Regions from separate parts of the Homo sapiens genome. Here all the other regions are linked to region 4. The links are chromatin loops, found by intact Hi-C in ENCODE. Cell type or tissue: endothelial cell of umbilical vein. All regions are shown on one strand. Region 1 has its middle 34 kb from the start of TILRLS. Region 2 has its middle 190 kb from the start of LINC02219. Region 3 has its middle 140 kb from the start of TILRLS. Region 4 overlaps PIK3R1 (phosphoinositide-3-kinase regulatory subunit 1). Region 5 overlaps MAST4 (microtubule associated serine/threonine kinase family member 4). Region 6 has its middle 47 kb from the start of TILRLS. Region 7 holds the start of LOC101928819 (a long non-coding RNA gene).

What was found. Hi-C counts contacts between places; a loop is a spot of excess contacts. Peaks named below come from ENCODE experiments on the same cell type or tissue, not always from the same donor. Only the 100,000 strongest peaks of a DNase experiment are listed, where the experiment ranks them.
Region 1: a loop joins it to region 4, with 5 times the contacts of the local background. A loop is called at or near these places in 4 of 110 quality-filtered maps.
Region 2: it touches region 4 in a loop (9-fold over the local background); 2 of 110 quality-filtered maps call a loop at or near these places.
Region 3: it touches region 4 in a loop (4-fold over the local background); 3 of 110 quality-filtered maps call a loop at or near these places.
Region 5: it touches region 4 in a loop (6-fold over the local background); 17 of 110 quality-filtered maps call a loop at or near these places.
Region 6: it touches region 4 in a loop (4-fold over the local background); 4 of 110 quality-filtered maps call a loop at or near these places.
Region 7: it touches region 4 in a loop (4-fold over the local background); 46 of 110 quality-filtered maps call a loop at or near these places.

The regions. Positions count from the first base shown.
Region 1 is chr5:67,300,002-67,304,001 of GRCh38, reverse strand. No RefSeq gene overlaps it. Among named protein-coding and RNA genes, the nearest start is that of TILRLS, 34 kb to the right of the region's middle. In endothelial cell of umbilical vein, no CTCF peak of the experiment used is centred here; DNase peaks (open chromatin) are centred at 411 and 2,451; H3K27ac peaks cover 3,009 bases.
Region 2 is chr5:67,997,280-68,001,279 of GRCh38, reverse strand. No RefSeq gene overlaps it. Among named protein-coding and RNA genes, the nearest start is that of LINC02219, 190 kb to the left of the region's middle. In endothelial cell of umbilical vein, no CTCF peak of the experiment used is centred here; a DNase peak (open chromatin) is centred at 2,169; H3K27ac peaks cover 1,355 bases.
Region 3 is chr5:67,402,777-67,406,776 of GRCh38, reverse strand. No RefSeq gene overlaps it. Among named protein-coding and RNA genes, the nearest start is that of TILRLS, 140 kb to the right of the region's middle. In endothelial cell of umbilical vein, no CTCF peak of the experiment used is centred here; DNase peaks (open chromatin) are centred at 1,966 and 2,266; H3K27ac peaks cover 3,011 bases.
Region 4 is chr5:68,251,171-68,255,170 of GRCh38, reverse strand. The region is part of intron 2 of PIK3R1 (phosphoinositide-3-kinase regulatory subunit 1); the gene reads right to left. Among named protein-coding and RNA genes, the nearest start is that of PIK3R1, 37 kb to the right of the region's middle. In endothelial cell of umbilical vein, a CTCF peak has its summit at 2,304 (motif pointing right); DNase peaks (open chromatin) are centred at 2,330 and 3,580; H3K27ac peaks cover 1,084 bases.
Region 5 is chr5:67,154,988-67,158,987 of GRCh38, reverse strand. The region is part of intron 26 of MAST4 (microtubule associated serine/threonine kinase family member 4); the gene reads right to left. Among named protein-coding and RNA genes, the nearest start is that of CD180, 40 kb to the left of the region's middle. In endothelial cell of umbilical vein, a CTCF peak has its summit at 1,823 (motif pointing left); no DNase peak of the experiment used is centred here.
Region 6 is chr5:67,313,311-67,317,310 of GRCh38, reverse strand. No RefSeq gene overlaps it. Among named protein-coding and RNA genes, the nearest start is that of TILRLS, 47 kb to the right of the region's middle. In endothelial cell of umbilical vein, no CTCF peak of the experiment used is centred here; a DNase peak (open chromatin) is centred at 1,790; H3K27ac peaks cover 1,163 bases.
Region 7 is chr5:67,490,332-67,494,331 of GRCh38, reverse strand. LOC101928819 (a long non-coding RNA gene) reads left to right here and starts at 1,759. Exons shown (of 5, transcript XR_948391.3): 1 at 1,759-1,875; 2 at 3,688-3,752. In endothelial cell of umbilical vein, no CTCF peak of the experiment used is centred here; no DNase peak of the experiment used is centred here.

The DNA of each region.
Region 1 (4,000 bases), 950 kb after region 4:
ATACTGAAGTTCTTCTATACTGTCCCAGCCAATGCCCTCTCCCTCTGAACCTCTGGAGCTCCCCCAAATCCCTGATCTAAAGGGTTAACTATGGCAATTCAGAGGTCCTGCAGGACCCTATAAGCCCTGTGGTCAGTGTCTGTGTAGAGTGACTGGTCCCACTGACACAGCATTGGTTAACATTTCAACGATCACCCTGAATATAATCAAAAGCAAAAACGGATCAGACCTTGCCCAATTTTTTGCTCATAACCTGTATTAATCAGGGAAATGAAGCTGCTGTGAAAAACAACCCCCAGATCGCAGTTACCTCATGTAAGTTTATTTCTCAGAGTCCTCATACAGGCTGGCCCTATACCAACCAGGACCCCGGCTTTGACATGGATGACCTCACTTCCATGACATTCCATTGGCCAGAACCCAATCACATGGCTCCAATCTGACTGCAAAGGAAGCTGAGTAATGTATCTTCCTGTGTGCCACACAGTCTGACTTACAGCCTAGAAGGGCACATGGCTATGAATCAAATAATCACATTAATAAATGTAAAGGTGTACCTGGGACAAGCTTCTCTCTCACCGTTTTGCCCAGGGCTCACCTCTGTATGTTCCAGAGTGGTGTTTCTCAAAGATTAGGTGCATCCAAAACCTGCAGGGCTGACTCAAACCTGGACAGCAGGGCCCCACGCAACATTCCTGATTCAGTAGGTCTGGGGTAAGGCCTGAGCATTTGGTTTCTAAGAAGCTCCCAAGTGATGCTGATACCAGGACCATACTTCACCCTACTTTGATTCCCAAGCCAGTTTTCCTAGGTCATCAAAGAGGGCCTGAGTCAGGAAAATCTTTTTTTCTCCTGTTGACATTTCCAAAACCCTTCTCTCCTTGAGTGTCTTGGGTTTTAACTGTTTCCCCTCTGGGATTTTGGCATTTAGGTGGTATTGCTGTCTTTCTGACTGAGGTGAGGAGGGCCCTGAGGCTCGTGAAGTCTAGTTATATCTTGCCAGTGATGCCTTCCCTACCCCTTCTCCCTCTCTGTCCAGTGTCCTTGCCCAAAATCAGATCTCTCCAAAGCCATTCAGGACTGGCCAATACCACACTACATGGAAGTTGTCTTCAAGTACCATCCTTTCTTTTTTGTGCTCTTTTTATTTTCCCTCTTATATAAAAACTCTGTTAGCTGCAACTCTCACTTCCTTTTAGAATATTAACTCTGGCTAAAAGGAAACACAAACTAACAATTTTATTATAACCAGGAGCCAGAAAATAAACATTTATTTAAAATGTTTACTTTTCAGTTTCTCCCAGAACACTGACTCCTGGATGTCATTGAACCACTGCTTGTTGTATGTTTCATGTCCAGATATCTTTTCTTATATATGTTACATAGGCAGTGGATAACGTGGTCAGGTAGATTGGAGTTCAAACCCTATCTCTACTTCTGCCCACTATATAACCCTGAGCCTCAATTTTCTCACCTGTGAAATGGGGATAAAAATGCCAACATCATAAAACTCTTGTGGTGATGAAGTAAGGTATCATTTGGAAGCCCCAGGGATAGAAAGCCTAGGCCATATTCTTCAGGTACTTCATACACAGAGATTATTAGTCATTCAAGATGGGGTATCAGTGCCAAGTGCTGGCAGCATTAAACTGCAAACAGCACCTAGGTTTTTATACCACATCCCAATTCTAGCTGTGTGATCCTAGGCAAATTACTTACCCTCTCTGTAACTATAGGCTTTTTGGCACCTGTAAAAAAGGAAATTTAGTTGCCATCTTGTTTCTCCTGTGGGCATTCTGCAACTAAATAGGAAAGAAGATTAAATTCTTTCAGCTCCTTAAAAAGGAGTGTTCTATCAATTCAAACCTATGATTATATAATCTGGCAATATCAGCAAGTAAGCTAAATAGACTATGTGATGTAAACTTGTTTTTCGAGGGAAAAGATTAGTCCACCAAGAAGGGATTATCTACAAATAATAACCAGCACAATTTTAAATGCGAGGTTGAGTTTTTGGTCTTTCGTTTTTTAGTTTGTTTTGTTTTGTTTTAGCTGATTTTTAACCAGAAGAGCCTGAACATGAAAGTTTTAACTTGCAATCTGGTTGCTAAATATTTAGAAATGTTATATAGCAACTTGAGGATTAAACATCGATACATCATCCAGGGGATAGCCGAGGTCATTATTTTAACCCAGGGTTGAGTTAGCATAATGTCCTTTCTCCCCCAACTAATTGCACATCAGGCACCTGAGCCAGTTAGCATGTGACCCAACAGCCCCCAGAATCTGGAACTGTCCAGAAGCAACGCTGCTGCTGAAAGGCAAGTTAGGAGAGTTGATGCCATCCATCAGGAAATTGAGTATTTCACATAATGTGCTTTTCCAGCTTAAAGAACTTTGTGAACGACATCTTTCTCACTCTGTTAATGACAGGAAATGAATCATTCCTTGCTTCAGTTGGCCAGCGAAGCTACATTTTTCTAATCTTAGGGAGTTACCCTGCAGCAGGATTTCTCTCTCCTGAGGGCGGCCCTGGAAAGGCCTCCAACACTCAGAATTTCTCAACAGACCTCGACCATATAGGGAAGGCCTGTGCAACCCAGCATGTGAGAAACTCATGACCACTGGGCTGGGAATTCTAACACGTGGTGTCTCTTCCCCTTCAAGCTCCACAGAACAGTAAATCATGAGAGGATTATTTTTGTTTTCTATTTTTATTTTTTGGCTTAAACAACAGAAATATATTGTCTCCCTGTTCTAGAGGCTAGGATCCTGAGATCAAGGTGTCAGAAAGTTGGTTCCTTCTGAAGGCTGTGAGGAGAAATCTGTTCCATGCCTCACTCCCAGCTGCCGGTGGTTTGCTCTCAATCTTTGACATTTCTTGGCTTACACAAGCATCACCCATATCCCTGCCTTGGTTTTTACATGGCATTCTACCTGTGTTCATCAGAGGGGTTTTTTTTGTGTGTATGTTTTGTATGTTCTCTGTCCTTCTACCTCCCCAGGTGGAACAATTGAGATTTAAATATTACAGAAAGAATGAGACTTAAATATCCCAAAATCAACCCATGACATGGAGTAAAAATGAAAACTTGTCAGTGTAGAATCTAACAAACAATATCACATCACCAAGTGGGCTTGAATGAGTTTCTATCTATGCATTTTGTAAGCTATCCCATCCTTACACCCCCACCTACCCCCAAAAATGCACTCTTCCCCCTGGAAAGCTTGAGCAGATATTAAGTGTTTATGGAGAAAAATAATTGAGGGAGCAATTAAAAGAAGGGAAGAAAACATTGGTCAGTGCCTGAATATGCTGATCTCTCTTCTAAGTATTCCATGGGGTTTATCTCACTTAATTTGAACAAATCAGACCTTGGGCTGCCCAGCCCTACACATTTACGACTTTTTCCATCCCTGTGCCTTCTAATTCTCAGAATCAGCCCTCATGTAGTCTTACTGATTTTAAACAGAGACACTTGATTAGAGGCAAAAATGCAAACCCACAAAACAAGAAAGTCTGTACACCATGAAAGGAGAATTCTTCAACCACTGGCCCAGGAGTGCAGGGCTTTGGCTATCTGCAGAGGCAATTTGTTCCCAAGCCGCTGCTTAGCACATATTTTCATACCCAAAATTGTATCCTAAGTGGGTAGTGTGGAGAGGAAACAAGTAGATACAAAGGGTGGGCCTTCTAGATAAGGAGAGAGCACACAAACATGCAGAATGATCCCAAAACAAATGCAAAGAAACAGCAAAGTGACTTCAATAGCAGAACAAGGAAAAACTGTGAGCTAATGACATACAAAGAGAGGGAGAGGGAGGCAAAGAGAGGGAGGGATGGTAGGAGGGAAAGGGAAGAAAATATGAAAGAACGAAAAATAAGATCTATATGGCAGTCTATGCTATATTTAAAGTGACAGGATCATTTTTCTTCTCTCCAGAGTGTAAGCAAAATGATGGTGAACTCTGAATTTGAAATGGATTTTATTTTATTCCT
Region 2 (4,000 bases), 250 kb after region 4:
AGTGAGCCAAGATGGTACCAATGCACTCTGGTCTGGGCCACAGAGCAAGACTGTTTCAAGAAAAAAAAAAAATAATAAGTGATTCCTAAGGCACATTTGACAGGCCATCTTTCAAAGGAAGAATTTTCAACCTTAGCATGAGCTGACATTGCCCCTCTAGCACACTCACACAAAAGGAAAAGGTGACATTCCCTTTGACTTCCTGGTTCTAGTCTACTAGTATCATGCAAGGAGGAGGCTGCACTACTGCAGTCACATGGGATGGGAATTTAGAACTATAAACTGCAGGAAGGATGTGGATGATGGCAATTTGACCATGAATTCCAGCTAGCCCTAGTTAAATAAGCAGGCACTAACTATCCCAGGAGATTGTCTTGAGGGCTTTATAGACTTACAGCTGTTGGAATATTAAAGAAATTCTCCAAAGACACAAAATAGATTTGGGGAGCAAATTATGACCCTTGGGATCTGTCTTCCTCACTCTTAGGCCCTAGGGGCTGCATTTTAGTGTACTGAGCTTACTCAATCACTTTTTAATGCCTTGGGAAAATATGTCACACATAAAATTAAATTTGTGTTTGTTTCAATGTCAATATCACATGTGTGTATGAATTTAATGACATAGAAACAAGAAAGGAAGCTCAAGACATATCAGATATATTGTGAGCCAGTGGTTAGTGTTGTTCCTGTTCAACTCTTGAGGATGTTTGGCAATGTTTGGAGACATTTTTAGTTGTGACAGATGGGAAAAGAGTGTTTCTGGCATCTAATAGAAAGAGGCCGAGGGCACTTTGCTGAACATCCTATGATACATAGGACAGGCCCTCTCAACACAGAATTATTAGGTCCAAAATATCAATAGTATTGAGGTTGAGAAATCCTGGGTTAGGCCTTGGCTAGTGAAATAAGGAATGATAAGACCTCCATTCTTTCTTATTATCTTGTTACATATTTTCATTTTCACCATGCTCCCCAAGACAGCTATTAAATACAAAGAAAAATTTAAATGAGGTCTTTGTCCTCATAGATCTTGTAGAGTTCATTTAATAAGACCATGTAGATACCTATAAAGTGTTAAATAACAATACAATAGAACAATGAACAAAAATAAAGCAGAGTATTAATTGCCAAATATTGGTATGGGCAATTTTGCCATGAGTTAAGAGATGGAAGAGGACATACTCGAAATAGGAATTTGCGGCTGGACGCGGTGGCTCATGCTTGTAATCCCGGCACTTTGGGAGGCCAAGGCCGGTGGATCACCTGAGGTTAGGAGTTCGAGACCAGCCTGGCCAACATGGTGAAACCCCATCTCTACTAAAAATACAAAAAATTAGCTGGGCGTGGTGGCAGGCACCTGTAATCCTAGCTACTCAGGAGGCTGACGCAGAAGAATGGCTTGAACCCAGGAGGCATAGGTTTCAGTGAGCTGAGATCATGCTACTGCACTCCAACCTGGGCAACAAGAGTGAAACTCCATCTCAAAAAGAAAAAAAAAAAAGAAAAGAAATAGGAATTTGCATTAAGATAACAGACTCTGTGGGAACAGGGCTCTGGTGTCTTCTGCATATTGCTGTGTTCCTATCACTTAGTACAGTGCCTGGCATGTAACAGCTACTCACTATACTCAAAAAATACTTATTGCATGAATCCAGGAATAGATTTAGAGAGAGAGGCCAAATATTTTCTGGAAGATTGGGAGGAATGGAAAAAGTCAATGCAAGGAGAAAAGAATGGGATTGATATATTTCCAAATTCCATGTATCTTGGGGACCGTATTGAAATAGGAAAGTAGGTGTGGGTGTAGTAAAAGGAAGTTGGTGCTAGTTTAGGAAATTCGGGTTTGCTGCATAGATACTGGGAACACAAATTGGAATTATGTTTGTTCCAGAATAATTGCAATCCGTTTAATGCTTGCTTGTTTGAATCTGAGGGGGTGTGTCTTTAATTGCTCTTCACTGAGGACAGATGCCAAGTGCGTGTGTGAGTGTAAATCTCTGTGTGCGTGGGGTTGTGGGTGTTGTGTTAACTTCGTCATCCTCTTTATCTAAATGTCTTCCTGATCCTCTTGCCTGAGCCTCCACCTTTTCTGTCTAGCCTGCACTGAGTTCCCTTCTCATGCATGTGGCAGTGACTCAGGGGCGGAAGAAGGACTGCCCAGCCTGTGCCTGGTCACTTCCTGCTGTGCCTCCAGCAGGGTCTGCACATGACGCTCCGATTTTCCCAGCAGACCTGAGGAAGTGCCCACATGGCGTGTCTGCCATGGGGGAATGCAGCTTTGCTGTCATTGTCACTGAGCTGCCATTTAACTGAAGGTTTACAGCAGCCCCAAAGTGTCTGCTGGCCTCCTCATGGAAAGTGGAAAAGGCAAGGGCAGGGAAGGGCTCATCTGAGTGACACTCTGTGCTGCCTGCTCTTCCTCCACTGCTTGACTTGGCATCTGTCATGGGTTATGTAAACAAATAAGAGGAACAATCCACGCAGGGCCACTGGCTTTAACATGCCTTTCCTGTGTCCCAGGGTGTGCGTAAGCAGGGAACACAGTGGGTGATGACAGGGGTTTGTTCCTGCCTAGAAGGGAGATTCTTTTCTGGCCTGGAAAGTTCTTTTTTTTTTTTCTTTTGCTTTCTTTTTTTTCTTTTTCTTTTTTTTTTTTTTGAGACAGCGTCTCACTCTGTTGCACAGGCTGGAGTACGGTGGCACGATCTCGGCTCACTGCAACCTCTGCCTCCTGGGTTCAAGCGATTCTCCTGCCTCAGCCTCCCGAGTAGCTGGGATTACAGGTATGCACCACCATGCCTGGCTAATTTTTGCATTTTTAGTAGAGACAGGGTTTCACTCTGTTGGCCAGGCGGCTGGTCTCGAACTCCTGACCTCAAGTGCTCTGCCCACCTCTGCCTCCCAAAGTGTTGCGATTACAGATGTGAGCCACCGCACCCAGCGAAAGTTCTAAGAGCTTCCTTTTAGACTTTCCCCCTTTGCCCTTTGATACCCCTGTCTTTGTGATACAGAAGGTGAGCTAAGGCTGCAGGGTGCCAAGGATCACTAGACACAAGACACCCAGGAGGCCACTAGAGACAAGCCTGGTTCTGAGTAACCTCTGTTCCAAAATGATTGGCCTGCACCCAGAGGGAGGGCACCTGGATGCCAAGAAGTAGTAATGAATTGGGGAAAAGAGTGGAAAGACATGACATTGATGGCTTGTTTTCATAAACACTAGTCTTAATTGTGATGACATACAGAAGAGTGTTATTATAATATTCAATGCATAAAGTTAGCATGACAATAACCTCACATTCTCTAGCATGACCTCATGTTCTCTTTCAGTGACTGATTATTATTTTCATTATTATGTTTTGAAGCAATTCTGCTGAAGGATGATCAGTGTGGATTTTACACATTTTACAGTAGAGGAAACAAAGCCACCAGGAAAGTTCACTACCCAACGATTTGAAATGGTCACTGCATTTCCCACGGAAAGAGTTCACATTGTCCAAGGCTTGTAGGACATTTACTAAGATGGAATCCTGTGAAATTGCCAATATTGGGTGAATTTTTTATGTATAAAAATAGCAGTTTCATAGCTCCAACATAAAATTATCAACAAAGGAAACTATCTTTTCTACCTCTTATAGTGGAAGGTGTTTGGGGTCTTTATTTTTTAATTTTAGAATAGGCATACTTGGTTCGACCTCCACTGTAGAATAAATTTATTTCCCAATTCTGGGAAGGAAACCCAGGTTCCCCAAGCTTTGAAGATTCCTGATGGTCAGTACTTGCCTTCCCCAGCCGCTCAGGCTGCAGTCCTGAGAATCCTCACCCTGGAAGCTCAGCCCTGCCTAGTCTTGGAGCAATTCCTGACCCAGGTGGACAAATATCAGTTGGCTCAGTACCTACATGTTGGGGTCTAGAATTAGTCTGGCTTCCCTGAGCCCAGAGTCCACATGCCAGGGATGAACTCTTGGCATCTCACAGCCATCACTGTGCAATCACCTGCCCT
Region 3 (4,000 bases), 850 kb after region 4:
TAAGGACAGAGGAAAATGTGATAAAATCTTATTGAACAAAGAGGCAGAACACACACAGTACAAACTTCAGCTGCATCATAATTTTACAAAGGGCCAAAACTAAAAATAATTAAAATTAAAAATTTAATGCTTTTTAAAATATTCACTATTGAAAATATTAGTACATGCTTATTGTAACAATTAAGACAAAAATAAAAAATAATTCTTACTTTCATCTCCAACTATATTTCTGTCACCATCAAGATACATTATTTTAACAGTTTAATGTACATCCTTCCCCTGAGACACATTTAAATTAAAAGTATACTTTTAATTATATATTCATTCAATACTAAATGAATTAAAACTTAACACTGAATTCCTTTTTACCATTTACTCAGGCTAAGGCTGTTTTTTTTTTTTTTTTTTTAAATCCTAGCTTTCTATAAAGTATTTGAAGATGATTATTTTATTAAAAAGAAAGAAAAAAGGGATTCAAATGCAAATGATCTTTCATTACATCTCTCACTAAGTCTGACAAACTCTAGCTTATTAAGCAATTTTTTGCTTAAGTTTGAGATTTTTGTCAAAGGTCATGCATTCTTCCAGAAGAAGGAAATAAAATGCTATTTTCCCAGTGGAAAATTTGCATAAATATTTTCCTTGTTTTTTACATTGAAAATACACTTGGAGAAATTAATGATGATTTCTGTGGTGTTTTGGACATGTCTTGCGCTCAGTAAGAACTCATTACAAATATTTCCTATAAGCCCTCATGACACATTCCTGGTTTTACAGATAAGAAAACAGGATTGGAAAATTCAAACACTTACCTGAGGTACACAGTAAGTGGCAGAACCAGCACGGAGAGACAGTTTAGTCTGGGGAGGCAGTACAGTACTATGCGGTAGTCAATAGGATGGGACTTTGGGTCCAGTCAAAATAGGGTTTGGATCTCAGCACTGCTATTTAATGTTGGATATTAGCCACCTCTGCATCATTTTGAACAATATTAACTAACATGTTTAGAATCACAATTAAGGAGCAGAAATTACCCGCAAGGAATTTCCAAAACTCAAAAAGAGAATATGTTCAGACCAATGTTTTTCCGATATATAAGGAAATGTCCGCAAAATATCACATTCAGCTTTTAATTTTTGTTTTTGTGGTTTTTAGTCAGATCTTTATACTTTCAAAATTGTGTTTTGGATTAAAATATTTTCTTTTTTTTTTCTTTGTTAAAAACAAAAGGGAGGGAAATGCTTATTTTTTTTGAGAAAATGGAAAAATAACAAATTAACAAAGTTGCTACAGTCAACTCAGCAGAGTATAACTTTATATATCTATAGCCTAGTAAATGACAATTTTGGTTTCTTGGAATCACATTAGAATATGGGAAAAGAAATAGAAATCAAGAGCATGGTTAGAGCCAGAATAAAACAAAAGTCAGAAGGCAAAGTGCTAGACTGAGATGGGGTGGAAACTAAGCAGACAGATGTAGCAGAACCATATTTAGAAATGAGAGGAAAATATCATCTCTCACTTATCCCTTCAATGAGTTTATAATCTAGGACGAGATGACAAATACGTTCTCTCATGTGTAAACTCCATCTGATTGATGGTAGCTGTCTAAAGTGTTGTGCTGAAAGGGATGCTAAGGCTCTTTTTAGGCTCTGAAAGTATTACGAAGATTCTTATTGTCTAACCTGGTCTTAAAATAGGGAATAGAACACGTATGTGATGCATTTGCTATCTCTTGGCCAGGCAGACAGAGGAAGTGGGACTAACAATCACCAGCACTTGCTTTGCATCAGGTGCTTCAGACACAATTGCTTAAATCCTCATAAATACAAAGAGGTAAAAATTACCATCTACATTTTACAGATGAGGAAAATCCTTCTCTGAGAAAATAACTGGTTACTATTTGGAGAAAGAGAAAAACAAACAATGACTTTGCAATGGAGGGAAGGGAAGGCAGTGAGTGTGTAGACGACTATTCATACATATGAAAAGTGTGAGTCAGCTATTGCCATTCAGGAAGAGCCAATGTACACAGATGTCTTCCTATCCCAGTTTTCAACATTTCTTATATTTAAGTTTCACAAATATTTTGCAGTCTAAATTGTCTCATTCTTCAAGATTTGCCATTATACTAATTATAACTTCTTTATAAATGATAAATTACGTTTCCCTTTGAAAATTATTTTAGAGTTTGAAAAGGACTTTATTCAAACTCTCTGATTACTACTCTTAGACCACAAAGAGATTTTATGACAATAGAAAAGAAAACATGCTAGCCCGAGAGTACAGACCTCATTAACAGTCTCAGCTTTATCAGTAACTTACCTGTATCTTGGATTAGTCACTCTCCCCGTCTAGGCCTTAGTTTTTCCCATAGGGGATTGGACCATGCCCTCTAAGGTCTATGTGGACTCCCAAAGCCTGTGATTTCTGTTAAGTTCAAAATGCAATTCTTACTAGAAAAAGTCAGAGAGGCTATACTATGAATAATTAATAATGCTGGTTGAAAACGAATAATAATTTTTTGGTTCCTTTTTTCAAATCATGTAAGACATTTTAAGACACAGAACATCTATTAGCTGAAAGCCCCTTGCTGGGCCTGAAGAGCCAAGGAGAGTCATTCATTCACTCAGTGTGTGTGCACTGAGCACTGGTTATGAATAAGGTGCTGTGTAAATGTGAAGGAAATTTAAAGTAAAAATGGGAAGGAAATTTAGAGTAAATTTATGTACTCTAAACTAATGACTCTAAACTAATTTACTCTAAACTAATGACTAATAAATGTATTTAAGTAACTAAAACATAAATAAATAAATAAAAAGAAACATAAGAGTCATACAGATAAATTGGTATGAAAGGTAGGAGAAAGGGTATATTACCTCTTGTGGAACTATGGAAGGGGTCAAGAAGTCTCCATAGCTAGAGCCCTGTGAGGTGGGCTTCAAAAATAAGTAAGTCTTGGCCAAATAGGGAAGAGTGTGAAGAGGAAGGTGATACAGGCAGATGGTTCACCGTAAGCCAAGCAAGGAGGTGGGAGAATGCAGTACATAAATGGAGAAGAGAAAAAAAGTCCATTTTGGCTGGGTTGAGGGCAGCAATGGTAAATGACAGTGGAAACTAGTATAGTCATCAGTGCCAAGCACAGGAATTAAAGACTTTACTTTCTAAGTTCAGTCTTTTTGAGCAGGAGAGTAAAAACCTTAGCCATCTACCAGATTAATCTGGCAGTAGGATGTAAGATGAATGCAGCTGAGAAGATCCCAAGTATGGAGAGGTCAGTGAGGAATGACTTCAAAGTCTAACCAAGAACTAACAAGTAGCTGAAGCATCATTGCAGTGAGAATGGAGAAAAAGGGGCAGATCGAAAAACTAATAATAATCACAATAAGAGCTAACATCTATTGGTGTTTACTATGTACCCTGCACTGTTCTGAGCCTAAGTCATTAGCTTATTTAATCTTCACGACATTCCTATAAAGTAAGTTTTATCATTTCAGTTTTACAGTTGCAAAATCTGAGAAACTGATTAAAAATCACCTGAGGTCACCCATTTAGTGGCTCATCTCTGGGTCTAGAGTCTTATTGCTTAATCATTCTATAATACTGCTCTCCTGCAGAAATAAGATTGACATAACTTGGCCACTGGTTAATAATCCTCTCAGGGAGTCACTGGTTGTATATGTAATAAAAAATAATAAGTTGATAAATAAAATATGTAACAAGTAAAATAAATATGCCCAGCTTACCTACAGCATTTGCTCAACTCTTTAGAAATGCGTTACCAAATGAACAAGTCCACCAATCAAATAGCCATTCCTCTCAGCCCCACCTGCCATTGATTGTGCTGTTGCTCCCCAGGTGAAATATGTGAGAAATTCTTTTTTTAATTTAATAAGGGAAAAGAGTTTCTACCTCATCCCCATCGTGTGATGGCTAATTTTATCCTTTGTGTGGCTTTATGCCAGGTAAGCCGAGGACACGGACTCAGTAGCAAACCCCT
Region 4 (4,000 bases):
TCATTTTAGAAAATCAGATGCTGCTAAATTTCATCACCTACTTAGAAATCTCAGAAGCTCTAATAAAGCCCTGGAGCAACCCAAAGACAAATGTTCCAGGCCATTCCAGATTCATTTCCCTTGAAGGATCTCTCACCAGTAAGTGCAGCCTCTGAGCAGCAGCTCGTCCATTTGCAGAAAAAAAATTGTGGCCTGACTTGTGTCAACTAGGGACAAAGGCAGGAGAAGAATTTGGAGGTTACTCAGTGGAAAATTTAGGAATAAGAATCTGGAACCTTAAGAAACCTTGATTTAATTTAAGATACTGCTTTGTTTGCATCATAAAAAAAAAAAAGAAAAAAAGAAAAAGACTGTACTGATGCAATCTACTCCCCTGTATTATATAAAATTTTAAGACCTAAAAGAAACACGATTATGGGTATGAACCATAACTAAGCATTTCCAAGAGTGTCTTCCCTTAAATCACATTAAAATTGTAAAAGTAAGTTACAACTGGTGACAGGCCACTTATTAGTCCATTCAGGCCAGCTCCAAGATAACAATGACTTTAATATCAAACCAATATTCCATAACCCTCTCTTTAGAATTCTTGACATGAGGTCACTGTTTATTGAAGGCTTCACTAAAATAAAGTCTTTGTAAAGATACCCTTGGGGTTAGAGGCCTAAGATGAAAATACCTTAATATGATTTCTCCTTTATAGAGAGATTCCAATGTCCCAGCCATGGATCATTCATTCCTTTGGGGGTTTTATTTTTTATTTGTTGGAAGAGTAGATGATCCCTCTGGTCCTTTTCAAATCTAAAATCCCATGATTCGAAACTCTTTTCAGTAAACTTCCAATTTTCCATACTAATTGATGAAGAGAGAGAACAAGAGAAGGGGCTTGACCATACAAAACAATGAAACATCTCAACAGTTTATATGTAAGTTAAGGATGCAGAATCATTCTTTTCTTGGGAATAAGTCTCTCCTGGTTTATCTTTGTATTTGGCAACTGCCAGAGAACAGGGAGTTCACAGAGCAATCCTGAGAAGTTTGCTCCAACACTGACTGGTCAACTGATTTATACAACATTCGAGTGTGCAGACTCACATTTACTTGCTGCATTTATGACCAAAGGGCAAACATTTAAAAATCACTCAAGATTCTGGAAAGGTTATAAAATACAAAAAAAAAAAAAAAAAGGGGGTCCACGGGAAAATAAAAAACATGACATTTATTAGCTCTTTTCTTGGAGTGGATATACATGGGTTTATAGTTCATTGTTTTCAGTCATCCTATGACTAAATAAGCTTTCCACCTGCTTAGTCAAGTGCTGAGAGAATATGACTACACCAAAGGATGTATGAAGCATGCATTTAATTTATCATAAAGAACTGTAATAAGGCAAATGTGCGCAGCTGGAACTAACTTGTACCAGATTTCGCCAATCCCCAAGCTCATAGTAGATACTTGCTAACACCTCCAGAAGTTCCGGCTGTTTTTAATTAATAGCTCATGTTGGGGGCATCTTGCCTGACTTACTAGAATGTCATTTTATTTAAAATAGGGTTCTGAACCTTAAAAAAAAATAGATCCCTTTATTTTTAAGTCAAGTAAATGATCCAAATAGAAATTTAAGTTTGGCTCTTTTAAAGGCAGCAATATTTCACATTGAATGTGCTCCCGAGGCCAGAGGAAATGTTCTTTCCTTTCCTAAAATTTCTAGCCAAGTACTCACAAACCCAGTTTCTTCCCAAGAATATTTGTTTTTTTATTTCTCAGAGCCTAGTTTTAAAAGGCTGGAACCTTTCACAAGTCAGAATAATTCCATTTGCTAGCTGGCTCTTTCTCCAAGTCCAGCTTGAATCCTATGGGACACATAAATCCTTGTCTGAAATGTAGGATAAGTGTCATGAAACATGCTAGGAAATTGGTAAACCACAGCTCAAAGCATAAATACAAAGATATAAGCGAAATCTACTCTAAAGTAAAACTATGACAAGCAGAAATACCACAATGCATTAATTCTTTAGCTAAGGTAACAAAAATATTCAAGGAAAAAGTATGTGTGTTATGACAAATCTGGGGAGAAAATAAAAATGCAACGTAGATAAAAATTAGTATTGCTAGGAGAAGAGACAAGGTAAATAAATGCACACTTGCCCTGAATTACCTAAGCCAGACATAAAGTCAATTTTTCCTGTCAAGTACTGTGTCAGGTGCCATCTGGGAAAAAAAACTGGGAGCATCTGAGAAAGGTGGAATCTGAGGGAGAAAAGGCAGAAAAGGGCATATTTTACAGCTACCATGCCGTATAGCCAATTGCCACTGGATGGCAGCGGGGTTTTACTTAGCAAAGTTGCTAAGAGCATTAGGATTGGTCATTCAATATCTGCCCTACATGTTCGGCCCCAGTAACTCAAGGTTTCAGGGAAATACAAAGTAGCTCCTTCCCACCCCCAAAATTGGGGATCTGTCCTAGAAATTGCAAATCTTTGTTCTGATTATCAGTAAATCCCTTGAAAATTACTAATTTACTATCAGAGTAAATTAAATTGGGAACTAAAATTAGAACTTCTAATAACTTCTACAATTTTGAAATTCAGAAAGCAAGCACACATGTAATCACATTTGCACGCACACATCCCTACAGTTTACTATTGCAATATTATCATCTTGAGCCCAGTACAACAAATTGGAACCACATTTTATTCTACTTTTTCTTGTTAACTTGATGGCTTCACCACACTTTTAAATGCTACACACTCCCTTCCCTCTCCCTTGGCATCTGATCCCCCCACTTTTTTTTTTTTGTAAATTCAGTAATCTCACCAGCAACAAGCTTTGCTTTCAAATAAGCATATCTGCCAACTTAAACAGCATCTCCTAAGGCAGCGGAGTAATGAAAGACACATGTAGGTACTTGCCTGTCATCAGATGCAAGCTCACGTCTGCCTGAAATTGGGCCTGTAATTCTGCTGATCCTCGGGTTCAGGACAGCATGGCCGAGAGTGGTCTACAATGCGGCCCTTAGTCTAAACAGCAGATGAAGGATGCAAGGGGCCAACCTTTTTCATCCCTGCTGGGCTCTTGACCAGTTGTTGCTCTTTAGTTCAAGGGGGAGATGTGAGGGATTGCTCAAACACTTGGCAGACAGAAAGGTCTTAAGACAGCAAGTAGTGAATTCTACCTCATTCCTGCTGATGAACTTGAGGCAGTGCTTTCCAAGCCCAAACTCATGATCCAACCAGAACATCTCCAAGAACAGTCACTCCTGCACACAGCCAAGGCTCCACCACCCCCAACCGGGTGAGGGCCCTACACAACTCCTGATCTGAGCCCCTCCTCAGATGAGACAGAGTTTGCTCCTTTCCCTCTCATAATGCAGTCAACTGTGTGATTTCCTTTGGGGAAATACAAACATTTTGTTTAAAAACTTGCAAAGTCTGAAGAATGGAAAAGTGTGAAAAGGCTGAAAAACTTGAAAGAAAGGAGTTGTAGTTCTGTCCATAAAAAAAGCTTCCTACTTTTTTGCAGCTGGGGCTACCATCAGAAATCAGTGGCTGATTCATCCAGGCCTACAGGAATCCCCTCTTTCCACCCCGCCCCCACCACCTACAGACTGACTTGAGCACCCTTTTATGCCCTTCCTGTAAGTGTTAGTGAACGGCTTACAAACGTTCAGTGCCCTTAGTTCTGCCAAACAAGTAAAAACTTCAAGGGTTGTGAGGGCTCACGAAGACATACTCATTATAAAAATTATTATTTTTTTAAAAAAGGAACCTAACAGGGTCCACTGAAAAACCAACTCATCAACACAGTTTATATCTTCCATCTTCTGAACTGGCAGCCTAAAAGTCATCTCAAGCACAGGGCTACCAGAGATGTGCTGCAAAGTGTTTTTTTTAAGAGGTTTCCACCAGACATTATTAAATTACTATTTTAAAATTAAATCTAGGATCCAGGAATTTTACCTTCCATAATAACAAGGGTGAGAGTAACTAATATAACCACT
Region 5 (4,000 bases), 1.1 Mb after region 4:
ATCTCGGCTCACTGCAACCTCTACCTCCCAGGTTCAAGTGATTCTCCTGCCTCAGCCTCCCAGGTAGCTGGGATTACAGGCATGTGCAACCAGGCCTGGCTAATTTTGTATTTTTAGTAAAGATAGGGTTTCTCCATGTTGGTCAGGCTGGTCTTGAACTCCTGACCTCAGGCGATCTGCCTGCGTTGGCCTCCCAAAGTACTGGGATTACAGGCATGAGCTACCGTGCCCAGCTGATTATTTTCTGTGTTTAAATTCTTACACAGTTTGATGTTGTCCCTTATTTAGTTTGGTTATTTGTATTTCTTTAAGAAATGATTTATTCAGTCTTACATCCAGTTTAATATTGGAAGGTCTTAGTATTTTATTATTAGTTTTAGAGTTCTTTAATTTTTTTTAATTAAAAAAAATTTTTTTGAGATGGGGTCTTCCTCTATTGCCCAGGTTGGAGTGCAGTGGTGTGATCACAGCTCACCACAGCCTCGAACTCCTGGGCTCAAGCAATCCTCCTGCCTCACCCTCTGAGTAGCTGGGATTACGGGAGCACACAACCACGGCTGACTTAGAATTCTGTGTGTGTTTAAGACAATATACTTTCATACCTAATGTCATATTTGCAGGAAATATTTTAGGGAAAGGGGGCTTTAACTTCAACAAGAGAAAAAAGTTTATTTTGTTTTCTATCGCAAAATAATAAACATTCTTCATGCAAGCCCCAAAACATTAAAAATAAACCTTTATCTGATAGTAGAGATGGCATTCTAGTTGTTCTTTAATGAGAAAAATCATTTTGTAAGTATGTAAGGTCTACCACTGAAGGTTTTTTGGAGTGGGGTCTTCTCTTCACAAATTGAGGCCATGCTGAAATTTTAGTATTTCCTGTGGTGAAGGAAAGGGGCAACAAGCATGGCGAGTTCCTGTGTCACTGATGTTCCTTCAGTCCTCTTCCATATGCAGAGAGTGGACGTGCAGAACCATAATGACCGCTGGGGCTATACTACCATGTGTGCCACTAGAGCTGGAATCCAGTTCCACTCTTTTCTAATACAATTCAGGATTGACTTTTTAAAAGCATAGATTTATTTTTAAACCATTTTCATATATATTCTCTAAATTTATTTTCACAAACAAGTCGTAAGCGTTGTTTGTTTCACCCTCATGGCCTAGAAGAGTTTGTTATCCTTCCTTTACAGGTAAAGAAAACGGATTCTGAGACAACAGACAACAAGGTTCTTGTTTCCGAGGTCACTGAGAGTCCAGTGGAAAAGCCCATGCTGGCTCTCTTGCTGCTCACCCCCAAAGCTCCTCCTACCAAACCCCGCTCCCTGTGGGCAGGGAATGCCCCCCAGTCCTCTCCATCTCTCCTGAGCCTGGCACAGTGCATAGCTGGTACTTAATGAGTGGCGGTAAGGGAAACAGGCACTTGATTGACACGTGGCATGGTAAAAGTATAAGACTGTCAAGATAAAATGAAGGAGCCATAAACATATAAAATTGTATGAGACACATATAAATCCTCAACATACTTATCATCAGAAAACAGTGAAGACCAGGGCTTAAATGACAGCACATCACTAGACTCAGTACAAATGCTCCTACCCCTATAAAGACCAAGCCCAGTTCTGTTTCTTGTCTCCACAAGTGGCTGTTCCAGAGGAAAATTCATTTAACTTACAGGCATACGCCAAAGACAACTTCTCTAAGGGGAAATACAGACACAAAGGATGCAGAGTACAATAATTAGGTTGGAAGCATTAATGGTTACAAAAATGGTAAATGATTGGAAAAATGATAGGTGAGATTTGTGAAGCCTGCCACCTGGTGGATCCATCCAGCTACAGCGAGTGCTACCTGAACTGCTCAAGGTGGCTTACTAGGTCGATTTACCCACAATTAACTTCTCTTGATTAATGACTGACCTTGTATAGAAGAATTTCTGTAGCACTTGTTTAAAAAAATAACAAAAATGCAGCTGGCAGACTGTTAAATGTTCAATTAATTCACTTTTACTTTAAACTATTTTCATGACTGGTGCACAGTGTGAAGAAAATTATTTCAAGTTGCCGGAATTGAATACAATAGCAGAAGTCAGGCTGTCCAATTTCTTCTCTGGGTCTGGCTCTAAGTTAACTTATCAGTTTGGCCCTGGGTAACTCACCGAACGACTGCTTTTGCATTTCCTTCTCTGGAAAGCACAGATGGGAGATGGGCCCATTGCATCCCTGCGGCCTCAACCCCTTCACTACCCAATCTTGGCCATCTTGCACACTGTATCCTCACATTAACCCAGGCTTCAGCCTGCTGGTTCACTTGTATACCTCATAAACCTTGAGATCTCCTGTCCTCATGTTTACACACCTCATCATTTGGCCTAGACTATCCCGCACCCCTGACTATATACTGAATTGCCACTCATCCATCAAAGCCTTGCACAGATAACCCTCAATTCTTTGACGCCATTCCTGTCCACCCTGGAGAAAAGTCATCCCTCTTTTGGAACTTCTGCCGTGTTTATAGTCTGTTACTTAAGTTGAACACTTTGATTTTAGCCTGGTATGGCCACTGTTTCCCCCTGTGAACAGCAGACTTTAAGTTACTGGCAGCTGGAGAGTATGTACAGCACACATGTAGAGCAGTGTGCTGTGGTAGTGGAAAAAGTGCAGGCTCCGGAGCTACATCGCCTGGGTGCAAATCATCTTATACTCCTTTCCAGCAGATAAGCTTAGATTGCTTTGTTATCTTCTTCTGCTTTTGTTTTTTTCATCTGTGAAATGGGAACATTTATATTTATAGCACCCACCTCAGAAGGTAACTGTTTGGATTACATGCGTTTATTCCCGTAAAACCATTGACAAGAGTGTGGCAGGCATCAAGAGCGCTTGCCCCATTAACTATTATCCTTACGTGTCTTTTTTTTTTTTTTTTTCTTGAGACGGAATCTCACTCTGTCGCCCAGGCTGGAGTGCAGTGGCGCTATCTTGGCCCACTGCAACCTCCGCCTCCCGGGTTCAAGAAATTCTCTGTCTCAGCCTCCTGAGTAGCTGGGATTACAGGCGCCCACCACCACGCCCAGCTAATTTTTGTACTTTTAGTAGAGATGGGGTTTCGCCATCTTGGCCAGGCTGGTCTTGAACTCCTGACCTCGTGATCGCCCCACCTCGGCCTCCCAAAGTGCTGGGATTACGGGTATGAGCCACTGTGCCTGGCCCTTATGTGTCATTTTTGTTTGGCCCTTGCAGTATTTTGCACATCAGCTCTGTGCACATCAGCGGCTTGACAGATATGGGAGGATGGTAATCAAGCTATTTGATGGCCCCCATTTTAGTACACTGAAGCTCCCCAGTGTCCATGGAAAGGAAATTTCTGAAGCAGAGGCTGGTAAAGTTTTACGGCTTCTCCTATGCATTGGGGATTTAAACTAATGCTATACTTAAAAAGCAACTTGGTTGAAAAGAAAGTTTCTTAGATCACAGAAGTTAAGCCTGGCTAATTGGAACAGGTAATGGGACTGGGCCAAGTATCGTCTCCACCTGTAATGCTAGTGGGTGAAGAATGACCTCGGTCTACTTAAAAAGTTGTTTTTAGAAAGACTGATGCTGTCTAAAAGCTTTCCTCATGGCAGGAAAGCTTTGAGGTGAAGCTGAAGGAGGACACTGTCAGGGATTCATATAGCCAGTGGGGAGCTGAACTGGATAACCATCACATTTTATAATTCCATGGATCGAGGATGCTGAGTGACTTTGGACAAGTTTGCCTATGCATGGAAGATAGTGCTCCCATAGCAGGTTCACTTTGAAGTTGTGAAGGTAAACAAGACCAAATATGTGAATCTATGAAACATGGAAAATGCTTACTATATTCATAATCCAAAAGACAAACACTATACAGGTAGTCATGCAGTTCTAAACATACACCTACACCCCTGTCAGGACTTCTCCACCTTTCTCTAAGACTGCCATGACATTCCGTAAAGTCCTTTGCAAGTATAAAACACTGTGTA
Region 6 (4,000 bases), 940 kb after region 4:
ATATATATAACGGTGGCTCACGCCTATAATCCCAGCACTTTGGGAAGCTGAGGCAGGTGGATCACCTGAGGTCAAGAGTTCAAGACCAGCCTGGCCAACATGGTGAAACCTATCTCTACTAAAAATACAAAAATTAGCTGGGCGTTGTGGTGCATGCCTGTAATCCCAGCTACTTGGGGGGCTGAGACAGGACAATCACTTGAACCTGGGAGGCGGAGGTTGCTGGAGTTGTCCAGCCTGGGCAACAAGAGCAAAACTCTGTCTCAAAAAAAAAAAAAAAAAAAAAGCTCCCTCTGAATACATGTGAATCTAGTCTGAATAAAACCATTAAGTGGGGAAGACAGCAATAGAAATGGTTATATATGAGCTAGTCAACACACTTGCATAGATTCATTGGCAGAAAGCCTGGTCCTAAAGTAATTGGCTGTTATTTGACAACTTTTGGCCAATGTACACTGAGCATTTACTAAGCGCCAGGCACTGTACTATGTGCTGGGGAAAGGAGGAGCAAAAATTCATGCCTCTTTCCAGGAGAGAGACACACTGGAAAATTGGGCTTGTTTTGTCTGTTTGGTTATTATTAATTTTTTTTCTAAAATTCTATATTTTTAATAAGTAAATATTGAAACAAATTTATATCATTGTATATCATTCTGAGTGCATTTTGGATAGTCATAAGAACACATAAATGCCTTTTCACACAGTTATAATTAATGTGCACAAAATATTTTTCAATAAATATTATGTCATATATATCATGTAATTCCCTGAACTTATATGTTAACATTTCAGTAATTGTATGTAACAGTAATTTTATCTGTTTTTCTGTTTCGATATATCTTATGAAGGTGACAACCTCCTACCAGAGACAATGGCTCATTGGGTTATTGTTCCTTTTTTTAAATATATGTTTTTTTTTGTTTTGTGTTTTCAGATAGAATCTCACTCTGTTGCCCAGGCTGGAGTGCAGTGGTATAACCATAGCTCACTGCAGCCTTGACTTTCTGGGCTCAAGCTATCCTCCTGCCTCAGTCTTCCAAGCTAGGATTACAGTTAAGCACCACCACGCCTGGCTAATTTTTTAAATTTTTGTCGAGATGGGATCTCACTCTCTTGCCCAGGCTGGTCTTGAACTCCTGTGTTCAAGCTATCCTCCTTCCTTGGCCCCCCAAAGTGCTAGGATTATAGGCATGAGCCACTAGGCCTGGCCCCTTTTTAATGTATTAATCAGTACACCTCATTGCTATGGGCATTTTTAAATAATCATTCTTTTTCATTTTTGTAATATGTTCCTCAAAGTGTGTGTGTAACTTTTATTACACCATGGCGGATGACTGCTCAGAAGACTAGAACAACAGAGAGCCTCTAACAAAGCAATTAATGGGCATGTGTCCCTTTAGCCTATTGGGTTGGATCAGTTACAATTATTGGTAATTCAAGTTGCTTTCATTTTCATTTCCTCTATTTTCAAGGCTACGTATTTCTTCCATATAATGTTTCATTTACTACATTTCCTCTATGTAAACCATCTGTTCAAATCCTTTGAGAGTTAGAAGTGAGTTTGTATGAGAAACAAGAGGAGACAAGGAGAGGCCTAGGATATGGTTGGGCTTATGGGGTTCTGACAGCCAAGGATAGGGCCGCCTTCCGTGTGACCCATGTCCCAAGAGGAAGTAGAAGAAATCAAAGGAATTCTATGCCAGCCAGCCCCACTTCCGCACAGAAAGCCAAGACCTACACCCAACAAAGGGAAATTCCCCAACCTTTTTGCCAGTTCACAAATCACAGAATAATCTGCAGGAGCTGGCATTTTGAAGGCATTTTTAAGCATGCCTCACGGCTCCTGAATAAATCCGACCATGCCCACTTTGCAAAGGAAGGAGCTGAGTCACAGAGGGTTGGCTGACTGACTCTGCAGGGAGAGCCCCTTAGTGGGAGAGCTGGAGGCAGGAGGCAAAGTGTGTGAATTCTTGTACTGGGCTCAGGGAGATGGAGCTGCTCTGTCCCTTTATTGTGTCCATCAAGAAACAGACAACCAATTGTGACTTCCCCAAGCCCCACAAAAGAGCAATTTGCTGCTTTGCCAACAGTGAGGCCTGAATAACTGGCCCTTGTGCTGAGAGTAGGCTAAACCCAATCCTCTGCACCAAGCTGAGAGCAGCCTCAACAGGCTCCCCAGCCACATCACATGCAAACTGAATTCTCTGGCTGGTGAAAAGTCCTCCAGCATAGCTAGAGATGGCTTGGATATGAAAGGCGGAGTCATTAGGTTGTCCATTCCCTCCATGTTCCAGAAGAAGAAAATGAAAAATCATTATGCATAAAAGCCACATTTTTAAAAAAAATTAATTCTAATTTCTGAATCACATATTGGATTCATTGACTTTTCAGAGGCTTATAGGCAGTATGAACACATCTGTCAATTGAGCTGATTCCCTAGTTGCTTAGCCAGCTTTTTGCCTGACATCCTTGTAAGTTATAGGATTATATTATTAGTACCCAACAGACTGACAGACATTTGACAATGAATAGATGTTTTCTAAAGAAGCTAGACACTCTAAAAATCTGTTTTTTTAATGTTCTTTTTTTCAACTTTTATATTAGTTTTAGGGGTACATAGGCAGGTTTGTTATATAGATAAATTGTGTGCCACAGGGGATTGGTGTACACATTTGTTTCATCACCCAGGTAATAAGCATAGTACCCAATACGTAGTTTTTTGATCCTCACTCTCCTCCCATCCTCTACCTTTAAGTAGGTCCCAATGTCTATTGTTTTCTTCTTTGTGACCGTGTGTATTCAATGTTTATCTCCCACTTATAGGAAAGAACACGTGGTATTTTGTTTCTATTCCTGCATTAGTTTGCTTAGGACACTGGCCTCCAGTTCCATCCGTATTGCTGCAAAGAACAAGATCTTGTTCTTCTTTATGACTGCATAGTATTCCATGGCATATATGTACCACATGTCCTTTATCCAGTCTACCATTGATGGGCATTTAGGTTAATTTCATGTTTTGCTATTGTGAATAGTGCTGCAACAAACTTACACATGCATGTGTCTTTATAGCAGAATGATTTATATTCCTTGGGGTATATACCCAATAATGGGATTGCTGGGTCAAATGGTTGGCCTGCTTCAAGTTCTTTCAGAAATCTCCAAACTGCTTTCCATAGTGGCTGAACTAATTCGTATTCCCACTAGCAGTGTATAAGCATTCCCTTTTCTCCACAGCCTTGCCAGTATCTGTTGCATTTTAATAATAACCAATCTAACTGATGTGAGATGATATCTCATTGTGGTTTTGATTTGCATTTCTCTAATGATTAGTGATATTGAGCATTGGTTCATATGCTTCTTGGCTGCATGAATGTCTTCTTTTGAAAAGTGTTCATGTTCTTTACCCACTGTTTACTGGGGTTGTTTGGTTTTTGCTTGTAAATTTGTTTACATTCCTTATAGATTCTGGATATTAGACCTTTGTCAGATGCACAGTTTGCAAATATTTTCTCCAATTCTGTAGATTGTCTGCTTACTCTGTTGATAGTTTCTTTTGCTGTGGAGAAGTTCTTTAATTAGGTCCCATTTGTCAATTTTCGTTTTGGTTGCAATTGCTTTTGGCATCTTCATTATGAAATCTTTGCCAGGGCCTATGTCCAGAATGGTATTTTCTAGGTTTTCTTCAAGGGTTTTTATAGTTTAAGTTCACATTGAAGTCTTTAATCCATCTTGACTTGACTTTTGTATATGGCACAAGGAAGAGGTCAGGTTTTATTCTTCTGTATATGGCTAGCCAGTTATCCCAGCAACATTTATTGAATAGGGAGTCCTTTCCCCATTGCTTGTTTTTGTTGACTGTATCAAAGATCAGATAGTTGTATAGCATTATTTCTGGGCTCGCTATTCTATTTCATTGGTCTGTGTGTCTGTTTTTGTACCAGTACCATGCTGTTGCAGTTACCATAGCCTTGTAGTATAGTTTGAAGTCAGGTAACATGAT
Region 7 (4,000 bases), 760 kb after region 4:
CATCTCAAATCACACGCAGGAGCTGCAGATCATGGCGTCGAGTTCCACTCCCAGGTTGCCCCGTCAGCTAGTCAGGTTCGAGGGCAAGCTGCCTGACCCAGGTGTAAATAATGCAGAGCTGGCATGCCACCTCTGACAGTGGGACCAGCAAAGCAGCTGGAGAGAACTGATGCCACCAGAGGCAAAGCTTGTGCCAGAACTGGTGAAAACTGTTTCCCCTTTTTCTACTATAGGGAAAGTTTAAGATTTGTTGTAGGAAATGAGACAATTAAGTAAAAATCCCCCGGAAGATCAAAGGAAAGTGTAGGAACACATATGTCCAGGCACTGCCTTGGCCACGAGTGGTTGGTATAGATGGACATAGCTGCTGCCCTGCTGTGGTAGAAAACCTGTGTCCCAGTGATGGCTCTTCCTCCTCCTGCCTTTCTGGGATCACCAATCAGAGAAGACTGTTCATGGCAATATGACAGTGCCACCAGCTGGTGCTGCCTGCAAGGACTCTTTTGCTGTGCTGACTACAGAATCCTGTGTGCCTATGGTAAGCCTAGGATCTGTGAGGTTAGGGAGCTGCTGTCCTCAACAAATGGTTCTCTTTGGGGATTAACTGGGTTGGCAAAGAGTGAGCAAGCTCAAGAAAACTTCTGTGGTATGGTAAAACGTGGCTTTCTTGGCAAGGCTACGCTGTATATGTGTCAACTACAGAAGTGCTACTCCAGTCAATCCAACAAATACTTCCAGCAGCAATTCCCAAATGGTTTATTAAGAGTACGTATTTTTCATTTCAAGGGAGAACCTTATCTTAGAATGCCATGAGGTATACCAGTAATCATATGAAGTTTCCTATATTACATATGCTATTTATTATGACTATAACCGTGTAACATTTAATAACTTCTCCCCAGATAAGAAATTAATTTAATCTACTGCTTTTCTATTTAACGTCTTTGCAGTTTCAATGGGAGAAAGAAAAACAAAAGTGGAAGATGAATTATTTTTAACAGAATTAATATAGCTAAGAAAATACGCCATTCTAAACCAGTAATAATAGGCCCCTGCCTGGTTCCAACAGTAGATACTGTTTCTAACATTATAGCATTTTGCTGATGAACATGCCCCACTGAAATCCTAACCATTAATTTTCTAAACTGTACTTTTTAAAAACTTGACAAGGCTTGTTTGGTCACTGAATTATATATCCTCTTCTAAATTTCCTTCTTGGGAAAGTTTTCTTTTTCACCCTTAAAGGGATATTATCCCTGCTTTGGACAACTTTCTCTTAATAGTCAGATGTTTTCAATGTACTTCATATTCCCCACCATTCCCACTAATTAAATTTTTCATCTGCACAATGGATGGTAAAGGCCAATTTCACAATAAGAGGGTGTTGCCATCACCACATTACTAGAGAAGGAAAGGGAAGATGATGTCAAAGCAGATCTGACCTGGGCTTTGCATTTTGGTCTGGGGCTTCTGCTCCCCCCAGTTTTCTTAAAAAGGGCCAGATGAGATACAAACCCAAGGGCTGCAGACCCATACTGCTGACACTTGACTGTGTATGCTTACCGGGCGGAGAGGACCTCACCATGTGGGGCTTGCTGCATCCAATTCTTTATCAGTCTATACGAAATCCATCACATATAGAATCGATCCTCTAGGATCAGGAAGGGAAATAATTTTTTTTTTTTAATATATGACCATATAGCCAACATTTACTAGAATATATGTCATTTATATTTTCATATCTAGGATACCCACAATATCCCAAAACACTTTCCAAGTATGGAAATCTCAAGAGATTTTAACTACCATTATGAAGAGCACAACTTTGGAAGGGAAAGGCCTGCCTCCTGTTGTAAAGTAGGAGAAGGAAACAAGGTAAAAAGTGATAAAAGGCATTAGAGGCCTAAAATGTATCTATTACTACTACTGATATGATTAATATTTAATACTCATCTTTAATATTGAGCTTCAGATTTCTTATGTATTTCTTATTATGGGAAATTCTTATGCCATAAAGAAAACAGTCACTTAACTCTCTTTGCTTCTATCTAGTCTATTAATTGCTTTTGCTGAAAATCTAGGTTTAAACTTTCATGATCCCTCAGTCATGAAATCTTCCCAGGGTTTCTAACCTGGAGACCACATGGATGGAAAAATAATTACATACTATTTTTATTTACATGTAGCAAAAATTTAGTATTCCTTCAACTGTGAATAAAGGCAAAAAGAAGGAGAGAGAGAATGAAAGAAAGAACCCACAGTTGTAGTGGTACCTGTGACTTCGTCAAAAGTATAAAATATAACTATTTTTATGTCGTTACAGCAGTACATACAGATGAATTATTTATGCTTATCACTGTGTTAAAATTCAACAGTTTTTATTAAAACCCACTGGTAGATTTTTTAGTGTATTTATAATGAAGCAAATTTATTACTATACCACAGATTTTTATAAATATCTTGGTAACTGCATGTCAGAATAATCCTATGCAATTTACTTTATACATTTAAAAAAATAAAATAAATAACATTATTGTGAGAAGTCCGTAGGCACAAACTGCTGAAGGAGAATGTGGCACCAAAAAAATGCTGAGAAATTGCACATCATGCCTAGATGATTGATGGTACAGCCCAGTGATACATCAAGAAGGATTCAAAAGAACCAGAAAAAGGCATGCCAAGCTTAATTAGCAATGTTGGCCATGCATACAGGGAAATACAGGGATGTGTAACATGTATTTGCTATTCCCAATTCTAACACCTTTGGATAATGTTCACATATTTGTGAAAGAAAAATAGCTGCAGGGTGGTTCAGTTATCATAAGAAAATTCTAACTCCTTTTAGCTCCAACAACTAATGCCAAATATTCTATAGGCAAAATTCTATAGGCTAATTCCAGTTCAAGGATAGCTTTAAAACCCTACAATGTGCTTCCTCTATTTTGAGGTCAATCCAAGACAGCAATCTGAAATAAACAAGTTCTCTCCTTCCATATAAATGTTAATTAAAAAAAAAAACTCACCTAAGGCCTTATATTGAGACTGCATTGTTTTTGGATCAGCTGCTTCTAATCCTTTCACTTACATCTGTAGCTTTGTGCTGTCAGTAATCGTAGATTCATAGTCATTGCAAACATAAATCTTTCTCATAACATTCATTTCAAAATCCTGTAGTTGAGAATTCACTTACTATAAACACTCCCTCAGCAGAAGTTGGGTGTTGGCCATGTAGCCTGGAATGGGGTACTTAGCATTCCCAAGGTGTGGCTCAGGAAAATGCAAGCAATTGAAGTAATTAGTGGCACTTGTACGTTGTAAAGCATTTTGTTGTATTTCCTCACCCAGCAGAGGCCCTTTTTCACATTTAAAACAAAAAGGTTGGATATTTAAAAATGTGATATACAGAAAAATGAAAAGGAACAAGTTAGGGAGTAGTCCTATTAAAAAGCACTGTCTGGAGTTGGGAGATGGGTTGATATGGTTTGGCTGTCTCCCCACCCAAATCTCAACTTAAATTGTAGCTCCCAGAATTCCCACGTGCTGTGGGAGGGGCCCAGGGGGAGGTAATTGAATCATGGGAGCCGGTCTTTCCCGTGCTATTCTCGTGATAGTGAGTAAGTCTCACGAGATCTGATGGGTTTATCAGGGGTTTTTGCTCTTGCTTCTTCATCATTTTTCTCTTGCCAGCTGCCACGTAAGAAGTTCCTTTCACCTCCCCCATGATTCTGAGATCTCCCCAGCCATGTGGAACTGTAAGTCCAATTAAACCTCTTTTTCTTACCAGTCTCAGGTATGTCTTTATCAGCAGTATGAAAACAAACTAATACATGGGTCTACAAGAAACTTGATTGCTAAAGAGAAATTACCTGTGAAACTTTATAGCAGTACCTCCCCATCCTATTTGTCCTTCACTATTATACTTCCCTACTTTTCTCTTTAACTCTTGCCCCTCTAATTTTCCAAATCCTCTCTCTCCTTCCTTTTCTCTTCTCCATTTTTC